Regions from separate parts of the Homo sapiens genome. Here region 1 is linked to region 2. The links are chromatin contacts, found by POLR2A ChIA-PET in ENCODE. All regions are on one chromosome and are shown on one strand. The core of a region is the stretch at or near the end of the contact, and the rest is flanking DNA. Distances in the headings are between cores, read along the strand shown.

What was found. ChIA-PET counts read pairs that join two places held with the same protein, here RNA polymerase II (POLR2A).
Region 1: POLR2A ChIA-PET joins it to region 2 with 10 read pairs in naive thymus-derived CD4-positive, alpha-beta T cell. The contact joins two enhancer-like sites. POLR2A ChIA-PET finds 5 or more read pairs at or near these places in 7 of 52 experiments (GM12878, H1, K562 and 3 more).

What each region holds. Positions count from the first base shown.
Region 1 is chr17:47,698,747-47,705,658 of GRCh38, forward strand. TBKBP1 (TBK1 binding protein 1) reads left to right here. Exons shown (of 10, transcript NM_001394755.1): 5 at 1-29; 6 at 574-749; 7 at 890-951. Among named protein-coding and RNA genes, the nearest start is that of TBKBP1, 8.0 kb to the left of the region's middle. RefSeq lists an enhancer at 4,404-4,523 and a silencer at 5,558-5,657. Within about 2 kb of position 2,450, at least 5 of the 41 ENCODE cell types and tissues checked have a DNase peak (open chromatin) inside an H3K27ac peak, as active enhancers do.
Region 2 is chr17:47,619,429-47,626,637 of GRCh38, forward strand. NPEPPS (aminopeptidase puromycin sensitive) reads left to right here. Exons shown (of 23, transcript NM_006310.4): 22 at 309-356; 23 at 2,340-3,848. The coding sequence ends at 2,492. KPNB1-DT (KPNB1 divergent transcript) reads right to left here. Exons shown (of 4, transcript NR_171700.1): 3 at 7,119-7,199; 4 at 2,099-2,659. Among named protein-coding and RNA genes, the nearest start is that of KPNB1-DT, 26 kb to the right of the region's middle. Within about 2 kb of position 2,488, at least 18 of the 41 ENCODE cell types and tissues checked have a DNase peak (open chromatin) inside an H3K27ac peak, as active enhancers do.

The sequences.
Region 1 (6,912 bases), core at 1,200-3,699, 79 kb after region 2:
ACTGAGAGGGGGATCTGGCTTGAGTCATGGTGAGATCTCAGTGACCCCGACTTACCTCCTAGTCCCCAACCCCCATTTCAACATTCCTAGACACCTCGCACTTACTTACCATCCCATTTGTAATATAATCTATTTCTCCATAATCATCCCATCCTCCCTTACCTGCTGTCCCCTCACCTCACCCACTGTTACCCTAATTTCTCCCCTTCTAACTCGGTCATTCCTGATCACCTCGTTGCAATTCCTGTGCCTGCCAGCAGAGGGCGCCCCCACCCAGAGTCCCCCCGCCCCGTCTCTGGCTGTGACTAGGAGAGGCCCTTGCAGATGCTCTAGACTTGAGTCTGGCCAGTAAAGCCTTCAAGAGCCCATCTTATTTTTTTCCTGGCCTCCAGGAAAATTAGAAATGCGGCTCAGCCCATCTTTCCTCGCTGCCCTTGTCGCAGTCATCCCTCCTTGGCTAGCTGTCCTGGCTTCTCTCTTGGAGTCCCCATGCTGCATCCTCCTGTTTCACTCTGGCTCTGGGAGCTGGAGGAGGCAGCTGAGCTCGCCTGACGTTGTCCTGTCCACCGACAGCAGGCTGGCCGGGCTCCACACCCAGTGTGAGTGACCTGGAGCGGCGGCGGCTAGAAGAGGCTTTGGAGGCCGCGCAGGGAGAGGCCCGGGGGGCTCAGCTCCGGGAGGAGCAGCTCCAGGCCGAGTGCGAGCGGCTGCAGGGGGAGCTGAAGCAGCTGCAGGAGACCCGGGCCCAGGTAAATGCAGGGGCCTGGAACAGCTTCTGGAGGTCCAGGGCTGGGCCTTCCCCACTGTGTGCAGACTGGCCCAGGGAACTGTAGACAAGGGCCCTGGCAGGGGTGAGCTTGGGCTCTGACCTCTTCATCTTCTTCCTTAGGATCTGGCCTCCAACCAGTCGGAGCGAGACATGGCGTGGGTGAAAAGAGTTGGGGATGATCAGTAAGTCACATTGGTAACCCTGGTCCCTCCGTGATGTTTGGGAGACCTCCCCTCCCAGCCCTCAGGGGTGTGGTGTCTGGGCTGCTGTTGCTCTGTGTGCATCCTTCATAGGAAGGAGGTGGGGTTCTTTTTTTTTTTTTTTGAGATGGAGTTTCGCTCTTGTTGCCCAGGCTGGAGTGCAATGGCGTGATCTTGGCTCACCGCAACCTCTGCCTCTCGGGTTCAAGCAATTCTCCTGCCTCAGCCTCCCGAGTAGCTGGGATTACAGGCATGCACCACCATGCCTAGCTAATTTTTTTTTTTTTTTTGAGACGGAGTCTTGCTCTGTCACCCAGGCTTGAGTGCAGTGGCGCAATCTCGGCTCACTGCAAGCTCCGCGTCCTGGTTCACGCCATTCTCCTGCCTCAGCCTCCTGAGTAGCTAGGACTACAGGCGCTCGCCACTACGCCTGGCTAATTTTTTTTTGTATTTTTAGTAGAGATGGGGTTTCACTGCGTTAGCCAGGATGGTCTCGATCTCCTGACCTTGTGATCCGCCCGCCTCGGCCTCCCAAAGTGCTGGGATTATAGGAGTGAGCCACTGCGCCCGGACCTTTTTTTTTTTTTTTTTTTTTTTTTTTGGATTTTTAGTAGAGATGGGGTTTCTCCATGTTGGTCAGGCTGGTCTCGACTCCTGGGAGGTGGGGTTCTTGAGTGTTTGGGATCTGGGACATTCCCTTTGCTTTCCTCTGGGGCCCAAACCCATCTCTTCTGGAGATGCCAGGGCTAAGTGACACTTACTCGGCTGCTTTGTCGCTGTGTCCAGTGTAATGTCCCCTGCTGAGCTTTTGGGCCTCCGTAGGGCCCCATTTTCTATTCCAGTGACAAGGCCCGGCCAGTTGGGTTCACCCTCCCCTCCCTAGTGAGGAAGAGGGAGGTGGTGTTTCTTGGGATTTGTTGGGCCTTGTCTGCTGATCTCAGGAGAGAGAAGCCTGAGGCTTAGAGACAGGAGAGGTTTCCATGGGTTCACACAGCCGTGGGGTGGGGAGTTAGAATCTGCTCTGCTAGGGTACTCCCTTGAATCCTACCAAGAAAGGGGCAGCAGAGAGCGGCAAGGGAGCTGTGTTGGTGGGGGGCCCAGTGCTGGGGCCTCCAGGGGGGCACTGGACAGCAAGGGAGGGGTGAGCAGCCACCCGGCAACAGTGGAACCTGGTGCCTTTCACATCCGCACTGAACTCACCCTCTCCCACTTTCTGAGAAATAGAGCTCAAACCTCTTTCCGCCTAAGTCCTCTCCCCTAAGATGAGCTGTGTGGCACAGACTCCCTACTCTAATTGGAGGAGAAGACTGAGGCCCAGAGAGGGGCAGGAACTAACCCTCCACCGCATAGCATACCCAGCTCCGGGGCTCCGGAGGTCTCCTGCCCAGCAGGCTTCTTCCTTATCTGCCTCCCAGCTTCTGGCCAACTGGGGATACCCCTCGCCTACCTCCCTACCTAAGAGTGAGGGCTTGGGTGGAGCTGTGATAGCTGGGGAGGTGGTGAGAACCCAGTTTGTGGGACTGGTGGGTGGGACCCCTCAGCTAGGCCTTTGTGGAGAGGGTCCACCCTAGCTTGTGGCTGGAGCTTGGGGCCCATCATAGCCCATGTGCCCAGACCTGGAACACACAGACACACACAGACACACACACACACACACACACACTCTCTCTCTCTCTCTCTCACACTCTCCAATCCTAGCTTGCCCCAGAAGTCATGATGTAGGGCCCTTCATGGGTCACTGAACCCAGTCCCCTCTTACCAGACCAGCAGTGAATCTCCCTGAATTGGTAGAACTCCAAGGGAGGACATTTTGGTGGGGCTGGAGTCTGGCTCTTCAGGTTTTGAATCCCAGGGGCCTTTCTTTACTGACTTGGACTCTACCTCTCTGGATCCAGTTTCCCTCACAGGCTCAGGGGCCAGTCATTGCTGAGAGATGGGAGAGGAAGGTGAGGCGGTGGGTAGAAGCAGAGAAGGGGCAGGGCTCCCAGGGGCCAAGGTTGTATTGTGTGAGTGAAAGGAAGCCCACCCTATAAGGGGCTAGGAGGCCGTATCATCCACGCTGCCCATTCTGGCAAGAGCAGCCCCTTCCCTCTCTCTCTCAAGGCTCCTGCCCTTCTCAGGCCCTTTGGCTGGAGGGAGCTGGCCTCTGCTTGGGGGCTGGCCCCACAGGCTTACTGGAGGCCACCTCCTGGCTCCTCCCCTCCTTCCCTGTGATTAGGCTCTGCCTCCAGCCTCCCAGATCTCTGCATCTGGAGCCAGCCAGGCTCTGCTGCCCAGCCACACGCTTCCTTTCAGGCCGAGCGAGCATCTCTGGACAGCCCTAGTTTGGCGAGCGTTAATTCTCAGAGGAAGTCCTCACTACCCCGATAGTTTTATTTTCTTATAAACTCAGCTCCTTTTGGTAATAGGCTGCTTCCCGAGTGCTCCCTCCCCTGTCCTTCCACCCAAGGAAGCCTCAGTCACTTGCTTTCAGCTCCTCTTCCCCCACTAGTGCCCCTCTTTCTTCTGTTTCCACCTGACTTTCCAGGCTGGTGGGAATTTTACAAGTAGGCTTTTCCGGGAGTGGAGTGAGTGTCGAGGCTGGATGACCCAGGTTTGGGGTGTGATTGGGGTGAGGAGGACCAGGATATGAAGGCTGAAGAGGGGTACACCCAATTCCTGAGTCCAGCCCACTCTTAGGCGGGAGTCTTCTGTATGGTGAACTCTGTATGTATGTATGCCCACCTGTCTTGGTCTAGACACCTCCGGGGCAGCCAGTTTTATTGCGGGAGTCCTCAAGGTTAACCGCCCCCACCCCCATCTCTATTAATTCCCTTCTCTGGATCCTAGCCCCAGCCCCAGGGTTTCCCAGTTCCTTCCCTCCCAGCCCCTGGCCCACAAGTTCTGGCCATTAACGTTCCCACGAAAACAGACACCCAGACCAGACCGAGGCAGACTACTACCCTCCAGGTCTGACCCCCTGGGAAACCCATGGTTTGGTTTGCCCAGCTCCTGGGGACAGAGCCCAGGGAGACAAATTGCCCCAGAGGAAGAGCCACTGGGGGTCACGCAGAGGCCAAAGGCAGTGATGAGGGAGGCGGTGGGAGCAGAGCCCACCCTGCTCCTGAGGATGCACAGGGAGGTAAAGACCCTGACCCTTGGGGGGTTCCCAGCCCAGGTGGAAGGCGCAGCACCCACAACCCCCTTCTCTCTGGGCCCAGCTCCCCAGCCTGGGGTTCCAGAGTGGGGCCTTTTGGAGGGTATGGCCGTGCTGAGGGGGAGGGGAAATGCGGGGGGGGGAACTTCTTGAAGGGGATGAGGGCTCCGAAGGGACAGGGGGTCTGTGAGGGGAATAAGGGCCCGGTAAGGGAGGGTGGGCTCATCTGTGCGGGGTCCATCTGGGAGAAGATGGGGACTCAGTATGGGCGATGAGGAAAAAACTATAGGCCTTTCTTTCTTCCCAACGTTGGGGGCTCAGCGCTGCAGCCCGGGCCCTTTTCCGCACCACCTCCCCCCCCACCCCTCTCTCCACCCACAAGCCTCTGCGTGGGCTGCGGTTAGTGGTGGGAAGAAGTGTGAACTCGAGAGAGAGGATGGAAACTCTGCACGGAGGTCAAGGGCAGCGTGGGGTGGGTCAGGACGGAAGTCGGAGACCCCCGCATACCCTGAGCGTAGCCTCATGCCCCAGAACCAGCAGGCCCAGGGCCTCCCCCTTCACGCTTCTCACCCTCCCTACTTCCTTTCTTTCAAGTCTCCTTCGGCCAGGGCACCCGCGCTGCACTCACAGGAGTTAACCCCTGAGCACTTGCAGCCTCGGGGGCTCCCAGAGGCTAGGTGGGTCTGAGGGATGTGTGGGCTTTCAGCCCCAGTCCTTGGTGCTTTGCCTGCCAGCAGGGTGGGGAGCAGCTCATGCCAGCGCCCCCTCCCTCGATGGGAAACGCCCATCTTCCCTCCTTAAACCGAAGCCACTAGGCTGCTGTCTCCAAAAAAAGGCTCAAAACAAGTTTCCCCCCTTCTCCACCTATCTGCTAGGCACTCCCCTGAAATTTTTTTTTTTTTTTGTCCATGCCAGACACTATGCGAGGTGATTTACCTACAAAATCTCATTTCATTCTCACAAACGTGATGTAGGTATTGTCCCCCTTTTACAGATGAGCAAACTGAGGTGCAGGGAAGTGAAGTAATCTGAGAGTTCAGTAAGAAATTCAGTGCAGATGCCAAGTGGGTCCTGAGCAGATCGGGTGATGGCACCTCTGCGGTGTGTTTCTGGTTCAGGTTCTTCTTCAGGTAGAAAGCCCTTATATGAGGGGCAACCGTGTGATTTGTTGACCAGACTGGATCACTTTTGAAAGTGAAAGGGGGCACTATTAATAATTATGCTGGGGCAACTAGCGTGAACTGGGACAGTCCTAGGCAAACTGGGATCTCTGGGCACCCCACCTATGTAGGAACCCTGGTTTCCAGGCCTACCCCTGAGCTGCTCCAATCAGCTGCATCTGGGAAGCTTTCTAGACCCGGGATGTCAGCTCTGGTGGATTCGTGGCAGGGGCTGCCATGAAGAGCCAGGCTCTGGGGACCCCACCAGTCATAGCTGGTCGAGGAGAGAGAAGGGGCTCAAGGCGCCCGAAAGGAAGTGGTGGAGCACTGGGTTGTTGCAAAGCAACTTCCTCCTCCCCGCCGGCCCGCAACCTCAAGTCCGTTCCACGGCCCGGTGCCTGTGGTCCCCTCCCCGAGGGTCGGGCGGGAAGACTGATGCTGGGTGTGCCTGTGGGTGGTGGAAAGTTTGGTCCCTAAATTATCCCACAGGGGTGAGGTGGCTGGGGCAGCTGGGGGCAGCTTTGAGCAAGGATGGAAGGGCCCTGGAAGGTTGGATTTCTGTTTTCCTCCCAATTCTGAATCAGACGATGATTCTGACCACATGGACAGCTCTAAACCTAACCCTAATCCTAACCCTTTTACTGCTCCCGTCCCTGACTCTAACCCTATCCCTGATCCTGACCTTCAGCTCTGTCCACAATCTTGGCCACGTGCTACATCAACCCCACTCCTAGTCTGACCCTGGCTCCTTTAATCCTGTCCTCAAGGCAGTCCCCAGCTTTATCGTTTCCAGAAGTGTGTGAGATCTGTGAATTATTCGTGGAAAGACTGAATGAAAGGATGCGAAGCGTGGAATATTTGCAGCCCAGGGGGCCCTCCTTCCTGCCAGCTCTGCCATTTGCTCTCTGGCTCCTCCGAAGTTGCCAGCTTGGCAGGCTGAGGTGCCAAGAACCTGTGTTTGAATCTGCTGTGTGCCACTGCCACTCTGTGACCTTGAGCCAGCCTCTTAATCGCCCTGATTTTCTACTTCCACATGTGTCTAGCACCTTCCTATCACCCCCAGGGAAGGGGTGGTGATTCTCAGGGCTTCCAGGCCACTGCCAAGGTCCCCAGTCCCCTCCTCCTCTTCGTCTTTCCCTTCTGTTGCTGCCTTGCCTTTCCTCTCCCCTCCTTCCCGCTTCTTTGGGGGACGTTATAGCATGATGGTCAGTAGCCTGGACTTTGGAGTCTAGGGGGCAGAGCTCCCATCCCAGCAACTCCATTGCTAGTAGGCTTTATGATTTTGGTCAAGTAACTTAACCTCTGTAAGCCTCAGTTTTCTCATCTGTAAAATGAAGGTAACAGTGGCAATGCCGTAGGGTTGTTGTGGAGATGAATAAAGTTCTCAGCAGAGTGCCTGGCCCCGGGGTGAGCACTCAAACAGATCATCCGATTCTTTTCTCTCTGGGTGCCTCCCAGGTTTTGAAAGACTCAGAACTTTCTCCTGTCATGTAAGCAATAAAGCAGCATCCAAATGCAGCCATCTGCTGCCACTTACCTGACCCATTCTTCCCAAGCAGTCATGATGGTGAAAAAGCACTCAGGTGTGGGCCAGGAAGCCAGGAAATGGAATGTGTATTTCGGTGCACGTGTGCAACTCTTGGTTGT
Region 2 (7,209 bases), core at 1,238-3,737:
CTGTAATCCCAGCTACTTGGGAGGCTGAGGCAGGAGAATCGCTTGAACCTGGGAGGCAGAGGTTGTGGTGAGCCGAGATGAGGTCATTGCACTCCAGCCTGGGCAACAAGTGTGAAACTCCGTCTCAAAAAAAAAAAAGTTTCCTTAAATAGTTACTGGCTTTATTTAAGGACTTCTCCATCTCCCATCACACATCCTTTATAACAGACTGAAGTTGGCAGAGAACAGAATGATTTATTTTTAGGGTAAATGGAAGTTTGTTCTCAGCCTCTTGGTTTCACTTACTGTTTAAAACCATTGTTTTGCAGCTATCAGTTGAGGGATTTGCAGTTGATAAAATGGCTGGAGAGGTTAAGGTAAGGAAAATACTGTTTACTCTTCACTTTTCAGTCTAGTAAGTAAAAACAATAACCTGGTTGTAATTATAGTGTTGGGATAATGTACTGTAGCATCTCTGTGTTTTTGTTTAGAGAAAGACATCATGCAGGGCTGTATAGGCCATATTAAGAATTTCCTAAAAATGGCCAGGCATGGTAGCTCACATCTGTAATCTCAGCACTTTGGGAGGCCGAGGTGGGTGGATCACCTGAGGTCAGGACTTCAAGACCAGCCCGGGCAACATGGTGAAACCCCAAATTAGCTGGACATGGTGGTGCACGCCTCTAATCCCAGCTACTCGGGAGGCTGAGGCAGGAGAATTGCTTGAGCCCGGGAGGTGGAGGTTGCAGTGAGCTGAGATCGTGCCATTGCACTCCAGCCTGGGTGACAGAGCGAGACTCCTGTCTCAAAAAAAAAAAAAAAAAAAAAAGTCCTAAAAATGGAAAGCCTTCGAATGGTTTATAAACAAGGCAGTGCCTTGATCTGATTTGTGTTATAAAAATTTCAGTCTGGCTGCAATGTGGATAATAGTTTGGAATGGGGAAGAGAAGATGTTGGGAAGCTAACTCTCCTAGCAAGAATGATAGAATAGCTTACAGTAGGGTAGTGGCAGTAGTGGAGGAGATGGAATAATGGAGATTCAGGGGCTTGAATTTGTTAACCATTTAGTTCAACAATATTTATTGATTGGCTTCTCTGTTGTGAGCATATCTGGGAGAGGAAGAAAAACAAGCCAGGATAATCCCCAGGTTTCTGGTGTATAAATGTTGGTACTACTCTGCGATGGAATGGAAAAAGACTTGAGGCCCTGAGAACTGAACCATGATTAGGAGCCTTGGAACAGTAGCAATTGTCATCTGTGTAAATAAGGTTATTGATTTCTAAAAGGTCTATGTTTAATCAGATGGATTAGTCATTCTGTCTTTCACACCTGTGGTGACTAATTCAAAGGAAAAGCCCTATCATTTTGCCAGCTGGTGTTTAAGAGTTGCTTTGTTTTCTGTGAAACCAGGTGTACTGCATTAGAAAAGTTTATTCAACTTTTAATCATTAAGCATTGTGATAAATTGTAAACTTAGAAATTGTTTGGTTTACTGTATTAAAAATGTTGGATTCCTGTAATTCCAGCATTTTGGGAGGCTGAGGTGGGAGGATTGCTTGAGTTCAAGAGTTCAAGACCAGTCTGGGCAACATGGTAGGACCCCATCTCTACAAAAAGGAAAAAACAATTTGGCCTGGGAGTGCACGCTTGTGGTCCCAGCTACCCAGGAAGTTAAGGTGGGAGGTTTACTTGAGCCCAGAAGGTTGAGGCTGTGATGAGCCATGATCGTTTCATTGCACTCTAGCCTGGGCAACAGAGTGAGACCCTGTCTCAAAAAAAAAAAAAAAAAAAAGACCATGGGGTGTTAAATTATTAGGGCATAGCAGCAATTTAAACTTCTTTGTATTATCATCCCTTACAAATTAATCTTTATTTGAAGCAGCCAAAATGTGTTGAATCCTTAAGTACTCTGTGCTAGGTATTTTGTCAAATGTTTATATGGATTGTCTCTTTAATCTTCTGGAGTAGATATTTTCTCATAGTTGAGAAAACTGAGACTTAGAGCAGTTAATTTTCTCACAGTCACAAGCTAGTACATGACTAAGCCTGGATTCAGGTTCCAAGTCTTCATTCCAAAGACTATATTTACCACTACACAATTAGCCTAAAAGAAAGGCAGTAGGTTCTGTCTCTTTATTAACTTTTGATTAGGTTGTTAAGCATATAATTAAGGGGAGAATTCCTATATGCAGGTCCAAGGAGTTGCTTGTTTTCTTTTAGCCTGAGGGTGGCAGTGGTAAATTCTCATGCCTGAAGATTATGCATCCTTCATATAGACCAGTGGGTATTTTTTCATAACCTGTAATATTAACTTCTTATTGCTAGTAATGATCCTGCATTCTGGGTTGTTTTATACCAGGCTTTCTTCGAGAGTCACCCAGCTCCTTCAGCTGAGCGTACCATCCAGCAGTGTTGTGAAAATATTCTGCTGAATGCTGCCTGGCTAAAGCGAGATGCTGAGAGCATCCACCAGTACCTCCTTCAGCGGAAGGCCTCACCACCCACAGTGTGAATCCTGAGGTGCCGCCATTGGCGGTTCTGCTGCTTCGCTGCAGGGATAAGGTGGAGCTACCGAACAGCTGATTCATATGCCAAGAATTTGGAGTCTTCTTTCAAACCAGTGGGGGTTGGACAATGAATGTAGTTAACTGGTTCCTGCTCACACTCCAGAATTAAATTCTATTGAAAAAGGAAAATCAGCAATTCAGCAAAAAATAAATAAAAAATAAAAATGTAAATATGATAGTAATAAAATAGAGCATAACGAAACTGTGAAACTTTCTGAAGCCTTGTCAGTGGTTAAAAGTATTTAACACTCTACTGTTAATGACAGATGTTCTGTTTTTATAACCTACCAAAAGGAAACTAGAGGCTTCTTGGTGAAGAGCATTTTTGTGAAGTGGGTTCTGCAAGGAGCCTATAAAGCCAAGGGTGGTGTCCATTTCTGGGAATGGTTAAACACAAAAGGCTGATAGCTGGTATCACATAGTTGGAGTCAGTGCATAATTCCAAGTGGCTTTTTTTTTTTTTGGCACGGGGACTGATCAGGAAGATATATTCCTGCATAACTCAATCTGAACCAAGGATTGTAGTTTAGTTTTCCTCCTTGCCTTCCCTTCTGTGTGACCGACCCCTTGGCCAAAAAAAAACAAAAAGCAAAAAACAAAAACCTACCCTGTTCTGGTTTTTTTCCTCCCTTTAGTTCCACCCCCAACCCCCATTCCCTGGTGTCCTTCTTAGAGATGAAGAAATAATAAGGAAACATCTTTCATAGCCACATTAAATAAGAGAAACTGATATACATTATTTTTTTCTTTTTAAAGATGACTTATAAGAACCCTGAAATTTATATAGGTGAGACAATAGAAATAAAAAGATCTTCAGCCAGGCCTTTCTGAAGGAGTTATTCTGCTAAAAATGGTCTTAGTTGTCTGAAAAGCCAGCTCTTGAACCTCTTCACAACAGTATCAACACTGGCTTCTCCCGGTTCATTTTATGCGTGCGAGAAGTCAGTGGTAACTGCTGCAGGGCTTAATACATTAGTGGTAACTGGTTTAAAAAACAAAGACTGTAAGCCTGTGTGTGCCACTGTTTGCTTCAACAGTATATCCTAATAAGCCTCACCTATTTAATCCAATGAGTTTTAAATCTAAATCTCATTCCCTTCTTCTTTCCCTACCTTTTTTTTCTTTTTTTCTTAAAAAAATATTTTGTGTTATTAACAGAAATTCATATTTGGTGTGGCTTAACGGTATTTCAGAAGGTCATCAGATTGTGAGACTGCTTCCTTGAAACATTTTTGTGCTATTGTTTTAAAAAAATAATTAAAAAACAGTTGGCGTTAATAAAAATGTCAATGTGAAACTGATGTCCTGATTCACTTTATTCTCTTTCTTTGATAAGAAACTAAAAACTTTCCTATCATTCAGTAGGCTTATGCAAAGTTATACTATCATAGGATTTTTCAAATTCAAAAAAAATCCAGTTCCTTAATTCCTAATTTATAGATCTTAACAGAAAAATCCTGAGATTCATTCTAAATCAGTTCTACATTCTCAAAACTCTCTCAGAGACTCTTATAGTCAGCATTCAGGAATGAACTTGAGACTTCCTCAGTCCCTAGTTTTGAGGCACCCTAGTTCAGGCACCATGCTCAGGGCTGCCCTTAGGCTCTCAAATGTTCTTAAGGCACCAGTGAAGCAGGGGCACCAAAAAGACTGAGAAAAATGCAGGTTTAATTGAAGAACTCAGAATTTTGCAATCAGAAATTCTGGAAACAGGTTATTTTACTTTCAGCATACATGTGATTTTTGTCTGTAATAATAGTTAAGTAGTTTGAATTACGTTCAGGGAGAGGTTATACTAGATGTCTTCCATTTGCCTTTCAGAACCCCTCTTCATCCCACTCTGGACCCCAGCGGGTGCTGACCCACATGGACTGCAGCATGAATGGCTCCCTTGCCCTCTGACTTCAGCTTCTGTTTATCCAATTATTAATATCCAAAGAAGATGAGAAGATATAAGGAAGAGATGGTCAGAGTACTCTGGCTTTCTCATTGCCAGGTCACATGGGTTGTCTGTGTCCCTTTAGCAAAGACCACAGCTCTTACCAAGCAGCCCCCTCTAGCTTCTGGCTCCTTCTCTTTGCTCCTTCACATCTAGGAATAGAAAGAAAGGAGAACTCGAGAGCTGGGTGCGGTGGCTCACGCTTGTAATCCCAGCACTTTGGGAGGCCGAGACGGGTAGATCACCTGAGGTCAAGAATTCAAGACCAGCCTGGCCAACATGGTGAAACCCCGTCTCTACTAAAAATACAAAAATTAGCTGGGCATGGTGGCGCATGCCTGTAATCCCAGCTACTCGGGAGGCTGAGGCAGGAGAATTGCCAGAACCCAGGAGGCAGAGGTTGCAGTGAGCCAAGACCGTGCCACTGCACTCCAGCCTGGGCAACAAGAGTGAAACTCCGTCTCCAAAAAAAAAAAAGAAGACTCAAGCTGGGTGCGGTCACTCACACCTGTAATCCCAGCACTTTGGGAGGCTGAGGTAGACAGATCACCTGAGGTCAGGAGTTTCAGACCAGCCTGGTCAACATGATGAAACCCCTGTTTCTACTAAAAATACAAAAATTGGCCAAGCATGGTGATGCATGTCTGTAATACCAGCTACTTGAGAGGCTGAGGCACAAGAATTGCTTGAGCCTGGGAGGCAGAGGCTGCAGTGAGCTGAGATCGTGCCACTGCACTCCAGCCTGGGCAACAGAGCGAGACTGTCTCAAAAAAAAAAAAAAAAAAAAAAAAAAGGACTTAGTTACCAGCCCTGGATTACGCCATTATTCTTCATTGATTTTCCTGCACTCTGTCCATGTCTCTGTAAATAGTCCTTTATTAAACCTTCCTCAGTTTGTGTTCTTTCCTACCAATACCTTGAGTGATTTGGGCACAATAGCCCTGCTGCTTTGGGTCTCTAAAGGTTTTAATTCAGCCTTTTCTGTGTCAGATGTTTTGTTTTTCAAATAGCTCCCTATCATAAGTCATACACCCATTTTACAGATGAGAATGCAGACTCAGAAAAGTAAGGCAAATTAATACAGCAAAATAACTATCAACCAGTGATCAAGCCAGGTTTGCTAGTCTCCAAAGGCTGTGGTCTTTCAGGGAACTGCCATGTCTCCACAATTAAAAGATCATAGTTAGACTGGGCCAGGCAATAGCATTAAAGCTTAATTACTTTTTCCTAATATATTTTGGTTACAAATTTTAGTGGAAATCAGAAGGTTTGGAAGAAACAAGTATGTTAATGCCTCCTATGGAGAGTTTTACATTATTTTTCATTAATGAGATTCAGTAAAGCTTTTTGGAACAGTGGGCAGTGGTGGGGTGAATTCTCAACTTGCAATTTCTAAGGATAGGTTTTAGGGAGCAAGGAATAAATCTGTTGAGTACAACTTGGGGAGGATTAAGAGGAGTTCTATAGCTCTAAATAGATTCTTCAAATTCTATAACCCAAAAAGTTTCCAGAATTACCAGAAAGACATCATGGAGCCACATGTAAGTGCTAATGTTTTTTGTTTTTATTTTTTAGCAAGTTATTAAATAAAAGCAAGTGGGCCGGGCACAGTGGCTCATGCTTGTAATCCCAACACTTACCAAGGCAGGTGGATTACCTGAGGTCAGGAGATCAAGACCAGCCTGGCCAACATGGCGAAACCCCGTCTCTGCTAAAAATACAAAAATTAGTCGGTGTGGTGGTGCATGCCTATAATCCCAGCTACTCGGGAGTCTGAGGTGAGAGAATCTACTTGAACCCAGGAGGCAGAGGTTGCAGTGAGCTGAGATTGCACCACTGCACTCCAGCCTGGGTAACAGAGCAAGATTCCCTCTCAAAAAAAAACAATTAATTTTAAAATAAACAGGCCAGGCGCGGTGGCTCACGCCAGTATTCCCAGCACTTGGGAGGCCCAGGCGGGCAGTTCACCTGAGGTCGGGAGTTTGAGACTAGCCTGACCAACATGGAGAAACCCTGTCTCTACTAAAAAAAAAAAAAAAAAAAAAAAAATTAGCCGGGTGTGGTGGCGCATGCCTGTAATCCCAGCTACTTGGGAGGCTGAGGCAGGAGAATTGCTTGAACCCGGGAGGCGCAGGTCACAGTGAGCCGAGATCGCGCCATTGCACTCCAGCCTGGGCAACAAGAGCGAAACTCCATCTCAAAAATAAAATGCATAAATAAAAATCCAAGCTTTTGGTAATATGTTTATACTGCTGAATCTATACTTACAGCGTCACTCTTGACTGAAAAATATATTGCTTGATAGAACTGAATCTCTTCCTTTACTAGATACTAGTTTTAGGGTTTCAGAGTTGGTTTTCTCTAAATAAGAGTATTTGTGACAATGCAAAATACCCACCCAAGAAGGACCGTGCCTTCTTGTACCAACCCTGGTGCAAGCAAAATGATTGAGGTGTTTGGTTTCAAATGCAAGAATAAGAGCCTTGATGTTAACAAAACATTGAGCCGAACAACTGCCTTCCCTAGGAAACCAAATCAGAGGACTGGTTGTTCTACCAGTTTGATGGCCAGTGTTGTGATAGGTGACAGTGTCAGGTGAAGGAAAGTCAAGTGAGTTGTTACTGCCACTTACAAAGACCTGTGATTGCTCCTGTGATTCCACTGCAAGTATATGGCAGCTGTAGCTTTCACTACTGGGCTTCTGTTTCCAACACTGGGGAGGA